Linked DNA regions of Mus musculus: region 1 is linked to region 2. The links are chromatin loops, found by intact Hi-C in ENCODE. Cell type or tissue: left cerebral cortex. All regions are shown on one strand.

The links. Hi-C counts contacts between places; a loop is a spot of excess contacts. Peaks named below come from ENCODE experiments on the same cell type or tissue, not always from the same donor. Only the 100,000 strongest peaks of a DNase experiment are listed, where the experiment ranks them.
Region 1: it touches region 2 in a loop (2.6-fold over the local background); 2 of 42 quality-filtered maps call a loop at or near these places.

What each region holds. Positions count from the first base shown.
Region 1 is chr5:121,779,609-121,787,608 of GRCm38, reverse strand. Atxn2 (ataxin 2) reads right to left here. Exons shown (of 25, transcript NM_009125.2): 10 at 6,067-6,276; 11 at 3,570-3,752; 12 at 2,197-2,394; 13 at 1,743-1,850; 14 at 1,205-1,275. Among named protein-coding and RNA genes, the nearest start is that of Mir7031, 36 kb to the left of the region's middle. In left cerebral cortex, CTCF peaks have their summits at 1,585, 3,609 and 4,940; DNase peaks (open chromatin) are centred at 3,242 and 4,925.
Region 2 is chr5:121,655,954-121,663,953 of GRCm38, reverse strand. Acad10 (acyl-Coenzyme A dehydrogenase family, member 10) reads left to right here and starts at 3,444. Exons shown (of 21, transcript NM_028037.4): 1 at 3,444-3,661; 2 at 7,741-7,940. The coding sequence starts at 7,754. Brap (BRCA1 associated protein) reads right to left here and starts at 3,391. Exons shown (of 12, transcript NM_028227.3): 1 at 3,106-3,391; 2 at 1,793-1,954; 3 at 463-658. The coding sequence starts at 3,187. In left cerebral cortex, no CTCF peak of the experiment used is centred here; DNase peaks (open chromatin) are centred at 2,975 and 3,425; H3K4me3 peaks cover 2,305 bases; H3K27ac peaks cover 1,465 bases.

The DNA.
Region 1 (8,000 bases), 120 kb before region 2:
CTGCTCACGTATGCTTATAACAACAATTCTGAGGATTTGGCATCCTCACACATACATACATACATACATACATACATACTTACATACTTACATACTTACAGGGAAAACATCAATGCACATAAAATAAAAACAAAGAAGTCATTTTTAAAAGTTATATAAGCTAACGTAGTATCTAAAGCTCCTTGTAAATTTTGTGTGGAAGAATGACAGAGTAACCAAGGAGGGCTTGGAAGCTTGTCTTAGGATATGAAGTGAGGTTACAGGAATACGCCCACCAAGGGAATTTAGCCCTGGCTTCAATCCTCAACACCAAAAAGGATGAATGAACAAGTGAATGAATTTACTCACAGATTGGAAGGTGAGCTAACTCAGGACACATTTCATCTTCTACTGCACACACTACAAGCACTGACGTGGTCAGTCTTCAACTTTAGAACTACTGAGCAGTGAGCTCTAGTGTGTCAGTTTCCAAAATAAGATCATATCCTTTGTTACCTGCAGTCTTGTTACACACACACACACACATACACACACCAAAAAACAAACAAAAACCTTGTGATCTTAAGTTATTGTACTTAGAACAGACAAAGACATCTTTAAGAGTAATTGTCAAGGGGCTGAGGAGATGGCTCAGTGGTTAACAGTATTTATTGCTCTTCCAGAGAATCTAAATTCAATTTCTAACACCCACATCAGGCGGTTCACCATTGCCTTAACCCCATTTCCAAATGATAACAATTTCTTCTGCCCTCAGAGGGCACTTGAAGTACTATGTACATACCTACTCACAGACAAACAAGACTAGAGACACACACACACACATACACACACACTCTCTCAAACCCTGTGGGCTGGAGAAAGACATTAGTGGTTAAGAGCACTGGCTGCTTTTCCAGAGGACCTGAGCTCAGTTCCCAGAACCTACATGGTAGCTCATGACGATCTGCAACTTCAGATCCAGGAAATCCTATGCCCTCTGCTGGTTTCAAAGGACACCAGGCAGACCCATAGCCCAAATACATAATGCAAACACTCATATGCATGAAAAACAACTGAAAAGAAGTTTAGCTTGCTGTACAAATGACTTAAGACAAGAGCGTATGTGTGTGCGTGTGTTTTAATAGTGTACTTTTGTGAACTGGCCATAAAAATCATTATGTTTGCTATTTCTTTTTTAATTCTAACCAGTCGATAAAGAACTTACCCTAAAATCATTCTTAAACTTCTTTAAGTCATCAATCTGTTTTCTGTGTTCAGAAACAACTGGTGACATACCTGTAAAACCAAAACCTGTTAGATTCCAATTTACTTTTACCTTTAAACTTAAAATTGTTAAATATGGAATGTTAGAAATGAGAACAGAGGCCAGGAGTGTTGGTGCACCTCTATAACATCTTTAATCTCAGCACTGGGGCTGAGGGGAAGAGATAAATAAGAAATGAAGACAGATCTATCACGTAAAGACTAGCAATGCAAGTATCTGTCTGGCTAAACACTTTGCTATTTCTATAATTGTGTCTAAAAACTTTAACAAGGGCTGGAGAGATGGCTCAGTGGGTAAGAGCACCGACTGCTCATCCGAAGGTCCAGAGTCCAAATCCCAGCAACCACATGGTGGCTCACAACCATCTGTAACGAGATCTGACTCCCTCTTCTGGAGTGTCTGAAGACAGCTACAGTGTACTTACATATAATAAACAAATAAATCTTTTAAAAAAAAAAAAACTTTAACAAACTCTAACCTTTGTTGTCAGCTTTTGAAAAGCTAGGTGATGTTTCACTTGCTTTAACATTTTCTTTACTCCCTGCAGGAGAGTTCTGCCTCTGATCTTGAAGCCTGGAATCTTTTGCTAGAAAACAAGTTTAAAAAAGCAAAAAACTAGTATTAGACAGAAATTAGGACAATAGTGTGAGTAAATACCAAACACTTCTAACCTTCTGGCTTAGGGGAAAATGGGTTTCATTAAACTGAGTTTATTCCCTGTTAGTCATCACATCAAAATTCAATAACCATGCTCATACAACAGGCACGTCATACTAGGACAGGCCAGAGCCTCTGATGCCAGACATTAGTTAATATACATGGAATAGTTCTACCAGAGACAGAATCTTGCATCCACAAAAGCATCACTGTGTATTGAGAACACAACTCTTGGCCATGCATGGATTACAACAGGAAAGGTGTTGGTTGCATACCCTCAATAGATGGGGTCAGTGCTCTGTTGGATGCAGGGCTGGCAGGAGTCGGAGATGCGGCGGGAACAGGCATGGAAACGGCTTCTGCAGGGATGATGCCAGCTTGGGGAGAAGCAAGCACAGGCCCGCTGGGAGAGTTTCCAATGCTGCTCTGCCTGGGAGACCTGGGTCTGTGAGTTTTGGGAGATAACCTTGGAACTAGAAGCAAAAAGATACTCATTAAATTCTCAGAAGTATCTTATGGCAGAAGTCAACAATCTCTAAGTACCACCGTGGTTTCCCTCCTAATTAAATGAGTGAACTTTTAAGTATTTGAGTCAAGTTCAATGGCAAGCCAAAGCATACTTAAGTTAAAAAAAAAGACGACATTCAAAGTGTAACATTTATTCAAGGTGAGAGATCTCTACCATGCCTCTCTCCTCTCCTTCCATCAATACACGAAATAAAATTGATGGTAGCTTGCTGCCAAGCCTATGTGCTTTTACTTGCAATATAAAGATCCACCGCCAGTGCTGAAGGAAATTAGGACGCACCTAGCCTCAAGGGGTACGTAACACAGAATGAACGCCTTCCACACAACTGCTTAATGCTTCCTAATCCAATAAAAACCTATTTGCAGGCTTCAGACTAAAGGGGTCAATGAAAATGGTTCAATCAAACATTATAGAAGGAAACTGTTCACAACTCTAACTTTCCATGGAAAGACCAACCCCGTAACACGATTCTCACTATATCCCTCAACTGTCTCTATTCTTGTATTTATAAAAGGTTGCTTATTTATAATAGGGTTAAAACGCCTCAAGCTTCTTTTCTTGTTAATCTTCAGTTTAAAAGGCTAAGAAGAATAGCACAAAGAAATTTACAGGACAATCACTACAACTGCACACCTTACAGGGGTGAGCGCACTGTCTGTCTAGTTTTTTAAGCTTAAAGACCTTTTCCTGGTAAGGCCAAAAGAACAGGCACAAGCTCTAGCTCTGGACTCCCGGGAGGAAGCACTACAGACCAACAAGACCAACTCAGCAGCCCAAGCAGTCTGGCCTAATTCCAAATCTGCTCCAAGCAGGACCTTGGCTGCAGCTGCTGACGGTCAGAGACTCATAACAAAAGCTGAGCCTCTCCTGGCGCAGACTACTCCTTGAGGAGCACCAAGCGACTATCTGTTTACTCCACACACGGATGCCATGGAAACCCGCAGCAGTAAGAAACCTAAGCAGGTTTACAAAATGTATACAGGGTCAGAGTTCCAGAGGGATGGGACAGTTCCTTCAACTCGTGTCTTGATAACCATGGTAACTGGCAACAGCTGCTTATGCCACCACATTTAATCTGTATTTAATCTCAGATCTTCAGCTCTGCAGTGTCATACCTACCCCCACTGACCACTGAGGACCACGTTCCCCCTGCAGGACTGGTCCTTGCCACTGGAGGAGCAGCTGCTTCACTTGGGGGATTGTGGGATACAAATTCTAGGCCACTAGACATGGAGCCTCTCCCAGCAGAGACTCTGTGATTCCGAGGGTGGCGCTGTGCCTTTGGAGACATCCTTGGGGGTCCTGAGGAAGACAGAAGGATGCCACAGGATATCACATCAGTCCTGCGGTGCCCACCTTACTGCTTTTCCTACTAGATACAGATATAACTCTTATTTCCTTAGCAGGTTTTCATTGGTTAGAATATGAATCACACTGTTATTGATTTCTGGCCACACTAAGAATTCTTTTGTGGTATGTCAATTATGTCAGTATGTTTTATTTTCCCCTTTTACAATTTGTTTTACTTTTAATTATATTGTGTGTATGTGTCTGTGTGAGGGTGTGCACCTGAGTTCCTCTGGAAAGCAGAAAGCTGTCTGACAGCTGACCCATCTTTCCAGCCTTATTTCCTTTTACTTTTAAAGCAAGGAGGAAATAAACTTGATGGTGAGAAATATAACAACATGGCCCAACAGTGTTTAACTACATGCATTTAAAAATAAGTTATAATAACGTTTTCGTAGGAAGCACAGATGCATGATGGGATATTATCAGTTTATCTTTCTAACAGATTTTACTATTTCCAAAATGAGACAAAAACCTTTTTTTTTTTTTGATAGGAACCAAACTTGGGAGCCCATACTTGTTAGGCTAGTGTTCTATCTCTGAGCTACATCCTTCAGGGCCCCAGGGGAAAAAGGAATTTAAGCAGCAACCTCAGATCTCCTCTCCATCTTTTGCCCAAGCCGTCCTCACATGTGCGTGGTTGGCTTGTAAGAGCAGAACAAGGAAAGTCTGCAGAAAGCTGCACTGTGAGAGCTGACGACAGTCACCATCACTGTCTCTGCCACCCATGGGGACTTCTGGGAATACAGCCTGTAGCACACAAGTCCAGAACTACCCCTCCTCTCAGAGGCCATGATGAGGACCCTAGCACATGCTCTCTGCTGTGTCCTCAGTGGGAACACAGTCAGACATGTGCTCTGAGGAAATGCTAACTCATGTTAGAATTTCCCCTTATTTAATGTTTAAAATGTATTCATTACTATAGGATATGTGTGGTATGGACTGGGTTTGTATGTGCTGGTGTGTGTGTGTGTGAAGTCATCTTTGTGGAGTCACTTCTCTTTTTGCACTTTTCCCATGGCACGCTTTCTGGGCAGTCCAAAAGCAGCCCTTTCATCTGACTACAATGCAATGCTTTCTGACACATTCGAGGAATAAGCACCTCCACCCAAACGTCTGCAACAGCTCCCTGTTGCTGCTAGGAGTCACCAGAGAGGCACGCATTGAAAGTCTGTGACATCTGCCTTTGCAACATTGTATTCTTCTGCCTTGAATTCCCTTCTGTGTGGGCAAAAATTTAACAGTAGCCAATATAGTTTATTCCCAAACACCTTCTTTAGAAAACTTTAATGGTCTTGATCAGTTATATTCACTATGATTTTACCAAGACAAGGTGATTAGAATATAAACACAAATGCTCTGAACAAAGGACATTGTTACTTAGAACTTACAACCTGCATTAAATCAGAATGCTACCTTTTTCGGGCAGGGTGTCAGGGTGGCTGGGATAGGGTCTCACCATATAGTCCTGGCAGCCTTAGAACTCATTATATATGAGACAAACTGACCTCAACTTTCAGCAATCCTCTTGCCTGTGGCCTGGGCACTGGGATTATAGGCATGTGCCACTAATCAAAGTATATGACATGCAACAATGGTGAATTCAGCAACAAATACACACAATTTGGCATGAGCCAAAAAGACAGAAAAGGCTCAAATCTATACCTGTTTTGTAATTGATAAACTTTAAATAAAGGTCTCCCCACAGATTAAAGCAGCCTTCCACTACAGTGATATTATAAAACTAATTTAAAATAATTATTCAATTAAATTAGTAATTCCTCAGGCACTCTAAATACTACTGTTACCTGAGGGCAGACGTACAAGGCCACTACAAGGGATGTCATGGATCACTAAGAACCCCAAAATAGTACTCCTGCCTTTGGCCAACAGGAAGGTTCGCTGGCACCATTACCAAGGAGCTGAATGTGGCAGCCTCCATAACCCCACCCACCTCCAGGAGCAGAAATGCCCAGTTCATCACTGTTACTGTCCAGGCCGAGACCTTCCTGGGCTGCACAGGAGTACTATTACCAGACAGGTCGGAGCCCATCTCTATATGCAGGGCAGTGCAGGGCTTTATACATAGCACTTATCAAATTTTAATCTAGTGAACAAAAGGTTATTAGAAATAGCTTTAATAAACTAAAGTTAAAACACAAAAATTATAGGTTATTAAATAATGAAGAGGAAACTATTTTGTAATCATAACCTCACAAAGGAGCTAAACAAAGACAAACAAAAACATGAACAAATCGTGGTATTGTACCTTCTGAAGACATGCGTTTAGGCATAGTAGAGACAGGAGCTGGAGAACCATGAGCAGAGGGGTGAGACGGGGGTCTGGAGGGCCTCGAGGGGGGCCTGGAGGGCGGCCGTGTAGGGGTGGCTGCCCGAGGTGGAAGAGAGTTGGGACCTGACTGGTAGCGAGAAGGTGGGCGAGAGGAAGGAGATGGGCAAGGCGATGGCCAGGGAACACCTGACAGAACAAATGATATGAAGGAAAGTATAAAAACTAAAGAAAAAAATGAGGGAAAAAGTAAACAGAAAAAAAAGTAAAATGACAAAAATGATTTCTTGTACATTTAACCCTTTGAGGACAGTCATTTGATTTGTGATAAGTTTTAGTACAACTTAACTGACACAAATTCACATTTTACTTTAACCTCCTTAAAATTAAGTCTGTTGAAATGAATCCACGTTCCCAAAGGGTTAATTAGGATCTACACATACTACTGAAGAAGACAGTTAAGACTCTGCCTAGTATGCCTACTTCTTCAGCTGTTGTCAGCCATCACTTGTGAAGAAAATGTCCCACACACAGATAACCCCCTCAATAAACACACTGACTCCTGCTCGGGAAGGCAGGCCCAAACAATAAACACAAACAGCAGCCTCTAACGCCACTGTCCAGGCTCTTCTCCTACTCTCACCTGAGCTTCCTCAGGCCTATATCTGAACTGAAATATCAGTTTCAAAGGTCACTAGCCACATCCTGTTCAGGTAGAAATGAGAGCTTACTTCTATTGCTTTCTCGAATGCTTAAAAGAATCTCATCCTGATGCACAGGAATGAATGGCCCCGTCTATCTACTGCCTGTACACCACAGGGGCCTGTAAGCCTCGGGGCCCAAACCTGACATCAGGGCACGGACAACCCCCCCCCCCCCCCCCGCCCCGGTCAGCAATGTCCCTGGTAATTAGTCAACAGTCCAGGGTTCCTCTCCAGTAGTCTAGGGGGCTCCACTCACTGGAGTATCATACATTTCTCAGCCCCCTTCACGTTTTTAACTTGAAAATTCTATTCATAAACAACTGAAAATCTTCACTCAGTGAGCAAAGAAATGTCACCATCGTTACTAAGCAGGAGAACTACTCAAGAGTGTTTCCTTGGAGAGGAATTCTGCTCTTACATGGCTGACATACTTCACTCCCTTTCTTTACACGAGGTCTCACACAACCCAGGCTGGCTCAGACTGCCTATGGAGCCTGACTGCTCAGCATGAGGCACTTGCCTCACCCAGCTTGCGGTGCTCTAAACTTCAACCCTGAATCTGCTGTCCACTCTTTTTCCCTGTCAGCTACCATATTTCTAAATGATTCGCTTCTGCTGTCCCATCTTCCAGATTTCTATACTCACCTATAATCTGTATTCAACTGACTGGGGACACTACACAAAATGCCTTCCTTCCTACTTAAAGCTCCAAGCTGCTACACTCTAATACCTACTCTCAGAAATCAAAGGTTGTCTGTGCTGTGTTTGTAAGCAGTTCTCTGATGACTTTCGTCACCTGACTCTTGCTCATTTCTGACATTACAAATCACCCTAAGTTCTTCCCTGAAGTACGCAGAATGGAATCATCACAGTTAATGAAGGAATCTGCACTAACTCAGGGTCTTTCTCATGAACTATGCCCACTGCCTCATCACCCAGTGTCTTTCAAGTTTCCATTCTGTCTGTCTGTGGAGTGTCTTAGGCCAAATGAGTATGAGAGGATGAAACAGCTCAGGACATGCTGTCACCCTATACGCGCCAATGACAGATACAGTGTTATACTGTCTAGTAGCCACAAAACAAACTACATTATAGATAATAAAAACTACTCCAAAAAATCCACAAATGGCATGCACATTCCTATCAGGTATGCCAACTCTTAAATGTTTAGATAGTTCTGTATTTCATCAAAACATTAACAAATAAGGT
Region 2 (8,000 bases):
TAAAAGCCAGGCCTAATGGTGCACACCTTTACAGACCTTGTCTCAAACAAACAAACAAACAAACAAACCATCAAAAACCCTAAAACAAAATAAAGAAGTCACGAAAACAGGCATGTCAATTACTATCACCTGGCTCCTGCGGTTTAGTACAGACATAAGCACAAGGTGCTTTGACTCCTTTTGTTTTCAGTCCCCACCCCAATCAATACCCATGCCTAACGGTTAATAGATTATTTCCCAAGCATTTCTGACGTGCATCTACATGTTTATTATTGAGTAAGGAGAGCTTTGGCCCAATCTACACTGTCAAACGCACAACACTCAGAACTCTGTAGTCCACAGTACCTAAGGGCAGTATGTTTGTTGTCAAAGCTTTAGCCTTTGACCTCATTTCGGGCACAGAGTTTTCTCCCTACTCAAAGCAAAAATCAGAGCAGTCTGAAGGAAGCGAGCTGGGCTTACTTTGTCTTGTACAGGTGCATAATGCCGTGGACTATTTCAACAGAAGGGTTGCCACTGAAGAAGGAAATCTGGTCTGGGAGCTGTTTGGATGGAGACTCTGGGGCTGTGTTCACAGACTCACTCTGTTCTCTACTTCTCTGTGCAGAGACAGGGGCTGCTGAAGGCTTCTTTTCTTCCACTGTGTCTCTCACTTCATCTTACAAAGTGAAAATTAGCAGATCACAAACAGCTGGAAATAAGCCTAAGGAGCCTAAGAAAGTTAGAATTTCAAGTGCAAGGGAAATTGTGACAGAGAAACTACAACATTGCATTAAGAACCACATCCCTGCTGGTTATGATGGCTCACGCCTGTAATCCCAGCACCAGGAGGCTGAAGCAGGAAAGCTGCAGATGTAAGAGACCCTGTCACAAAACCCAACAAACCATACTGTTGAACTGTTCGGTTTGGGAGTCTCTCAAGAACATGTACAGCTCTCTTTGCGTAAAAACATCTCCTCATACCCTTGTAAAAAAATCTCTTAACAATGGGGGTGTGGGTGTGGGTGGGAGGGCAATATTTGGAATGTAAATAAATAAAATTTAATAATAATAATAAATCCCTTAACACTCTCAAAACCCAACAGAAGCTCCTCCCACATCCAGCAGCACCCCAACACAAGCAGGCAACATTCACCACTGGCTCCTCGGTGACAAGTCAGGGCTCTCTGAAAACTGAACCTTCCAGTTGTGACCACACCTATGCTATAGATGCAGAAAGCATCCACTTCCTCAGCTGTGTAGGCCGGTAGGGCAGGGACGGGGCAGCAGGCTTCCCCGGGAACTGCTCCACTGGAGCAGAGTTAGTAGTTATAAGCATTCCCACCAGAGGGAAGAGCCCACTTTGTGACAACCAATCTAGTTTCTCCTGTATTACTCTCTTAAAACAGGGTCTTGGGGTATGTTTCCAAACTCCAGGGTTTACATAACCCTTTCAAAAAAGACAATGAAATATGCTTCACAAATCACATAAAGAACACAAGTGCTGGGGGGAAAAAGCATGCTGGAACTATACCTCAGTTGGGAGAGCGCTAGCCTTACATGTATGAAGCCCTGGGTCTGTGCCCAGCAGGATGCAAACTGGACATACGGATGCATACACATGATCCCACCACTCAGGAGGTGAACGTAGCAAGATTACTTCAAGGCCATACTCATTAACAAATGTACCCAGCCTCAGCTGCTCATCAACCGCAAAAAACACCAAACCAAACCAAACAAACAAAAACCAAAAAACAAAAACCAGCCAGGGGCTCAGAGTACTTGAGCGCGGCCAGGCTTCCTGTGGGCATACCTGCTCTGGCCTTCATGGTCTCAATAATCACATCCGTCATTTCCCGACGGCCAAGGTGCTGGTGGATGATGGCTGCTTTCTCCCCGGCTGACTTCCCTTCTAGACAGGCGACAGCGGAAGCCAATGTCTTCTTTTTGATCTCCTCATCAGACATCTCTCCAGCTGGAGAACACATGAAAGATTAATACCTAATGACAGAACAAATTCCTCTCACTTCTTGGCACATCAATCAATAGCTTTCCTGCTCCTCTATGGCGTGTCCCCCTGGATGAGGCTCTTTTCCAGTGTCTGCCTCTGTCCCTCTACTTATTAATGAATAAGCAGCATTTCAGAAACCCGGAGATGTGACCGAAATTCCTTAACATCAGTTCTGAGGCAGGCACCAGGCCTGTCCAGTACGGCACTCAACCCACACAACCAAGCACACAGTAGGAGTTCTCAGCACCCGATCCACACATCTAAGCACACAGTAGGTACTCTCCCCCTAGGCTTTACTGCATAAATGTCTCCAGGACTGGGCCAGGATGAAGTTACCTGTTTGTGCCTAGTGCCAACTTAACTGACTTTCAGATCTAGGGGTCACTTTGAGCTCTGGAATTTCGCTTGTAACCTTGAAATAAATCAAGTCACTGGAGTCTCAAAGACCAAGAAAGACCACAACACACTCTTCTACTGCAGCTCCAAAGAATGGACCCACAGAGTGTCCAGGATGCCATCCTTCCGAGAACGAGCGCCAGCCCAGCTCTCCAAACTAAGTGTCCGTTTCTCTTTTCCATCAACTTGGGACATTTAGTCCGTATGGCACATATCAGACCAAGTCTGATTCAGGGCATGACAAAACTCTTGACAGATACCAAGCAATCGCCCTCCCACACACACCTTTTTCTCGTCGGTCTTTTGAGACAGGTTTCCGCCCCCCCCCCCCAACCCTGCCTGGCTTCTGGTTGCCTGTCCTCCTGCCTTCACTTCAGGATCCTCAATGCTATCAGGTAAGGTTGTGACGATCACGGGAAGAGCCGAAGCTGCATGACCCACTAAGGAAGTCTGTGGCCGGTGGTGAAGACGTCAGCCTCTCGGTCCCCGGCTGGGCTAAAACTCGCGTTTCCAGCCACTCACACCTAACTTTGGGCAAATCCTTTCCCCACCGGTCTGTCTGACTGCCAGCTTGGGAAAGGCGCACAGCATCGCCCCCGCGCCCTGGGCCGCGCTTTCTCGCAGCGAGGGCGACGTCGAGCAGAGGCGCCCGGCAAGTCCGGGGGCCGGTGGAGCGAGGGCTGCCGACCCTCCGGCCCGGCGCGAGGCCGCCGACTCACCGGCGGCGCTGAAGCCGAAGTCGGTGGGGACCGGCGAGTGACCCGCGAGCTCCAGTCGGATGACCACCAGTGACACACTCATAGGACAGGCGCTGCTCGGCGTGGGCCCCGGTGGGCTGACGGAAGGCTGCGGCCCGAGCCCAGAGGCCGAGCGGCCCGCGGTCGGCAGCGCCGCCACCGCCTCAGAAGCCGCGGCCGCCGCCTCAGCAGCGGCAGCCCCCGTCGCGCGCAGCCTGCCGAGCCACAACAACCTCCGCTTCCGCCTGTCGGCCGCCGTCTCTGACCCGCCGGGTCGCGCACGCGCACGCGGAAAGGGGCGAGGCCCCGGGCGCGCATGCGCTTTCGACAGCTGCTTCTGCCCCCTTGGCTGACCGTCTGGACAGGGTCCGAGGAGCGTGCGCAGAGCACGCAAAGACGCCTGGCTCCTATTTTGCGTTTGACCCCTCTCTACGTTTGTCCTCCTTAGTTTTCCCGCAGGGCTCACCGAGAGTCTATGGGTCCGCAGAGACTCTGAGGCTTCCTGGGTCTTCGACCTCAGGGTTGTAACTTTCTGCAGGTATGGCGAGGGGCTGGCTAGGAGCGCAATGACTTCACAGATAATCCACTGAGAGCCGGGCACTGCGGGGCTGCGTGGGATGATTATTTTTGCGGACACAGAAAACAGCCCCAGACAGGACAAGCTTCAGCACTCGTGCGATCCTGAGCTAGTTATTGCATAACCACTCGGTTGTGTGATACAAAACGCTGTGTAAGAGACAGGGATACGCTGGGAAGCCTATAGGTCATGGTTAAATTTGGTTTTGTGGTTTGGATGTGTTTGGTTTTGTTTTATTTTTTGTTTGTTTTTGTTGTTTTCTTCTCCAAGTCAGAGTTGCTCCAAGTACGCCTAGCTGTCCTAGAACTCACTCTGTAGACCAGGCTGTCCTCGAACTCAGAGATCTGCCTGCCTAAGCCTCTGGAGTTGTGGGATACAGCCCTGCCCTACCACCGTCTGGCCATTGTTTAGTTGTTTTGAGGTTTTGAGTTGTTCTGAGACAAGGTCTTGAGTAGCCCAAGATACTGAGAACCCTATATATTGGAGAAAAGATAATCTATGTTCTCTACGTATTGGAATCAGATGTCCTTGAACTTCTGACCCTCCTGCCTTTTCCACCTCATCAGTGCCAGGGTTACTTCCAGGCTTCTGCTGAAGGCTTTGTGCTTCACAAGATGGCAGGATAGAACTAACTCAAGATTGTCCTCTGTGCAGGTGCTATAGTGAGCACACACACTGAGGAATGCACTTAAGGGTTAGAATGCTTTAGGTATAGGCTCTGGGTTCAGTGTCTAAAATACACACACACATACACACGATATAATCGAAACAATGTTCAGGACACACACACACATAAGAGAAAGAAAGAAGGAAAGAAAGAAAGGAAGGAGAAAAGAAAGAAAGAAAGGGAGAAAGAAAGGAAGAAAGGCCAGGTAAGATTAGTGCATATATGGAGAAAAAATATGACATGTCAGGAAGGACAATATTGTGTACATGCTATAGTGTAAGAGGTCTGGGAGAGGCCATGGATACAAATGGTACCTGTAACAGGAACATACAATATATAGAGGTGTTTATACTATTTTCTATGTAATATGTCTTAAAGCCTTTTAATGCCAAGATTTCCCAACTTCTGCTCAACTTTCACTTTCTATAACCCTTTTGGGGTGCGTGTATGTGTGTCTGTGAACCATAGACCTCAGTGGTACTGTCACCTGGTGGTGACCACCAAAAAAAGCATAGATATCACCAAATCATACCCCTCATGGGGAAAAATGGGCATATATGAAAGTGGACAAGCCATCCACAGAGTGTAGATCATCTGACTGTGTCAGACACTAGTTTATGGTGCTGAGATTGACCTAGAGTCTTCATCGTGCTAAGAACAAGCCATTCTGCTGAGGCACACCCCCAAGTCACGTGTTAGGTAACCCTAAATAGTGTGACACACACTAACTTGATAGCTCTACATTCTTTACCTTAGGCAATGGTTACCCCCCCCCCCCACCTTTGCAATAGGTACTGAAATTATCCCCATTTTACAGAGGAGGAAGCTGTGGCTCAGAGAGGGTAACATACATAGGACCTCACTGTCAATGGATAGCAGAGTCACGCTTGGAAACCAGTCAAACACAAGATCTGTTATGTCTTTACTACACCATGTCTGTAATATAAAACTATACACCATGTAGATGTTTATGAAATATGATCGAGGCAGGAAGCCTACATTAGTCTAACCTCATTCTGATTGACAAGGAGAAAACAAAGATGCTCTGTGGTATAGAAGATGCCAGTCCCAGGAAACTAGCATTGCTAACCAGGAGGGGACAAGGAGTCACAGCTCTTCCTGGATGTCAGCCACTCAAACATGGCTCTTCCCTCCCTGCACCCTCTCTCCCTTTTCTTGCTGGCTAGCCTGGGCTAGCTTGGACATTCAAGGCTGCCCTGCCTCTGCCTCTCATGTGCTAGGGATACAGCCATGCATCCTCAGGACTCCATGCTATTTTCTGATCTATCCAGTTTCTCATCCTTCAGGTCATCTAGCCTGAGGTGCTGTTCTGATTCTAGCACCGAGCCCCAAGAGATGGCTGTCTAAAAGACAACACAATCCTTGTCTTGTGGGGCTTACCATAGAAGCAGTTAGGAGAACAGTTAGTGTTTGTAGAGGTTAAATACTCCACTACAGTTATGAAAAAGGGCCATTGGGGGTGGGAGCCCACCACAAAACTGCCACAGTCAGCAATGGGGAAAAGAAATAAAATCTACAGAGAAGAGGGCAAGGCTGATGTGTAACAGCGAGTAGAAATTCACCAGCCAGGTGAAGCAGGGGAACAGCTCTGGTCTGGTGGCACAGCAGGTGCCAAGGCCTGGAGAGAAGGGGGACAGACAGAGAGTGCTTACCTAGTGTGCACAAAGGCCAGATTCCCCAGGGATACACAACACAGAAGTGGCAGCATAAGCCTGTAACCTCTGCCTCCGCATCAGGGTGTTGTCCTTCATAGACTTTGGCCTCGGCATGGAAAGACGAAAATTGAGAGAGGCTCATGAGTCTGGAGTTTGGGGTTTGTTTTGTTTTGTTTTAAGTACAAAACGCAGCCAAATTTTGATGAATCGGTACATCTTGAGATTTTCATGGTTTACTATTTGATCTTTTGTTAGCTGGGCACAGCGGTCCATATGTCCCTCCCATGCCAGCTATGTAAGGAGACTAAGGCAGGAGGATTGCCTGGACCCAAGCACCTGAGACAGCTTGGGCTACAGAGCAAGATTTTTTTTTTCTCAAGAATAAAAGAGAAAAAAGACGAAAAGTTCCCGTTTTAGGCCTTGGTTTTGTTTGCTAGTCAGTTTCTGTGTCTATTCAGACTTTGTTTCTGTGTCTGAGATAGGGTCTCATGTAGCCCAGGCTGGCTCAGAGACACTGAGACCCCCCCCCCCGCCCCCGCCTCTGTCTCCCTGGTGCTGAGATTATAGGTGTGGCCCTGCAAGCCCCCCCCCAAAAAGCCTACTTTCTGATAGTTGAATAAGAGGGCCTCCAGATTTAGGAATCCGGACCACTTGGTGTTCTAGTGATGGGGTCCAGAGACAGTTTACCTCTCAGGGCTCTGGACCCAGTCAGTGGATCGATCCCACAACAGATTTGTATTGAGATATCTTTGTTGGGAGCTGTTGCATCCTGAGAGGTTCGGACCAGCTAGAGGAAGCAAGTCACTAGTGTGTGCCCTGGAGTCCTGCCCTGGCCGTTTCCTATGTTCCCTCTCTGCTTCCTGCTTGGCCCTGAAGTACAAACCTCGTTTCTGTCATGATGCTCTGGCCAAGTGCATGGAGCTGCGTGCACAGCCACGAAATAAGCTCTCTGAAACTGTGCCCCAGAACAAATCCTTCCCTTGTGCTACTCTGTCAGGGAGTGGGTCAGCAATGAAAAAGGTTACTAACACACAGGTTCTTTAAGTTTTCCAGGTCAGCTACTATCTCCTGCAGTTGGACTATCACACACTGTTTCCAATGAAGGTTTTAAATGGGGATAAGACAGGCTGGTGGTGCAGGACTTTAATCCTAGCACTTGGAAGGCAGAGGCAGGTTGACCTCTGAGTTTGAGACCAGCCTGGTCTACGGGGTGAGTTCCAAGACAGCCAGGGCTACATGGATAAACTCTGTGTCAAAAACAAAACAAAAACAAGCTAACCATGAAAACAAAATGGGGTTAAGATGTGGTCACATCTGCGGCTTTGAAGGATTTCTCTGGCTGATGAGGGAGGAAGGAGGAAGGAGCAGGGAGCCACCAGGGTCCTGAAGAGACATCTGCAGTGAGAGAAGAAGGCAGGAGATTGGGGTCTCAGGAGCGAGCACAGACAGGGCTGAGGCAGGTGAGTTGGGACAAGGAAAGTCAGGGCTCAAACCCCCTTTTCAGTGGTGATAGCAGTTGAGGGTGAAGGCCCATGTGAACAGTCATTGAAGCCAGCTGTGGGTGGGGCTTGAGCATTGGTTGGACCTCAGCCGGGAGCTGTGGGTGACACCCAGCTCAGGGATACCCTACCCTAACCTAACCCTAACCCTGGACAGAAGCCGTGCCTCAGGCTGCCCTGAACCTTCTCCCCACACAGCCTCCATCTCACCATGTTGGTAAGAAGACTTTTCCAGCCTTCCACTCTGCACTGGGCATGGAGGACCACGGCCCTGAACCATCCCCTGGGCAGGCATCAGGGAGGCCTCCGCTGGACACATTCTGGAGGCCGAAGCTACAGAGCAGTCATTTTTGACACGGGCGGAGTTCTCGTGCCTTCTCCAGGGACAGTGGCTGTGGGTAAGCTCCTTATTCTTCTTAACTCTTAGGAAGTAGGAGTGGGAAAATGGAGACAGATAG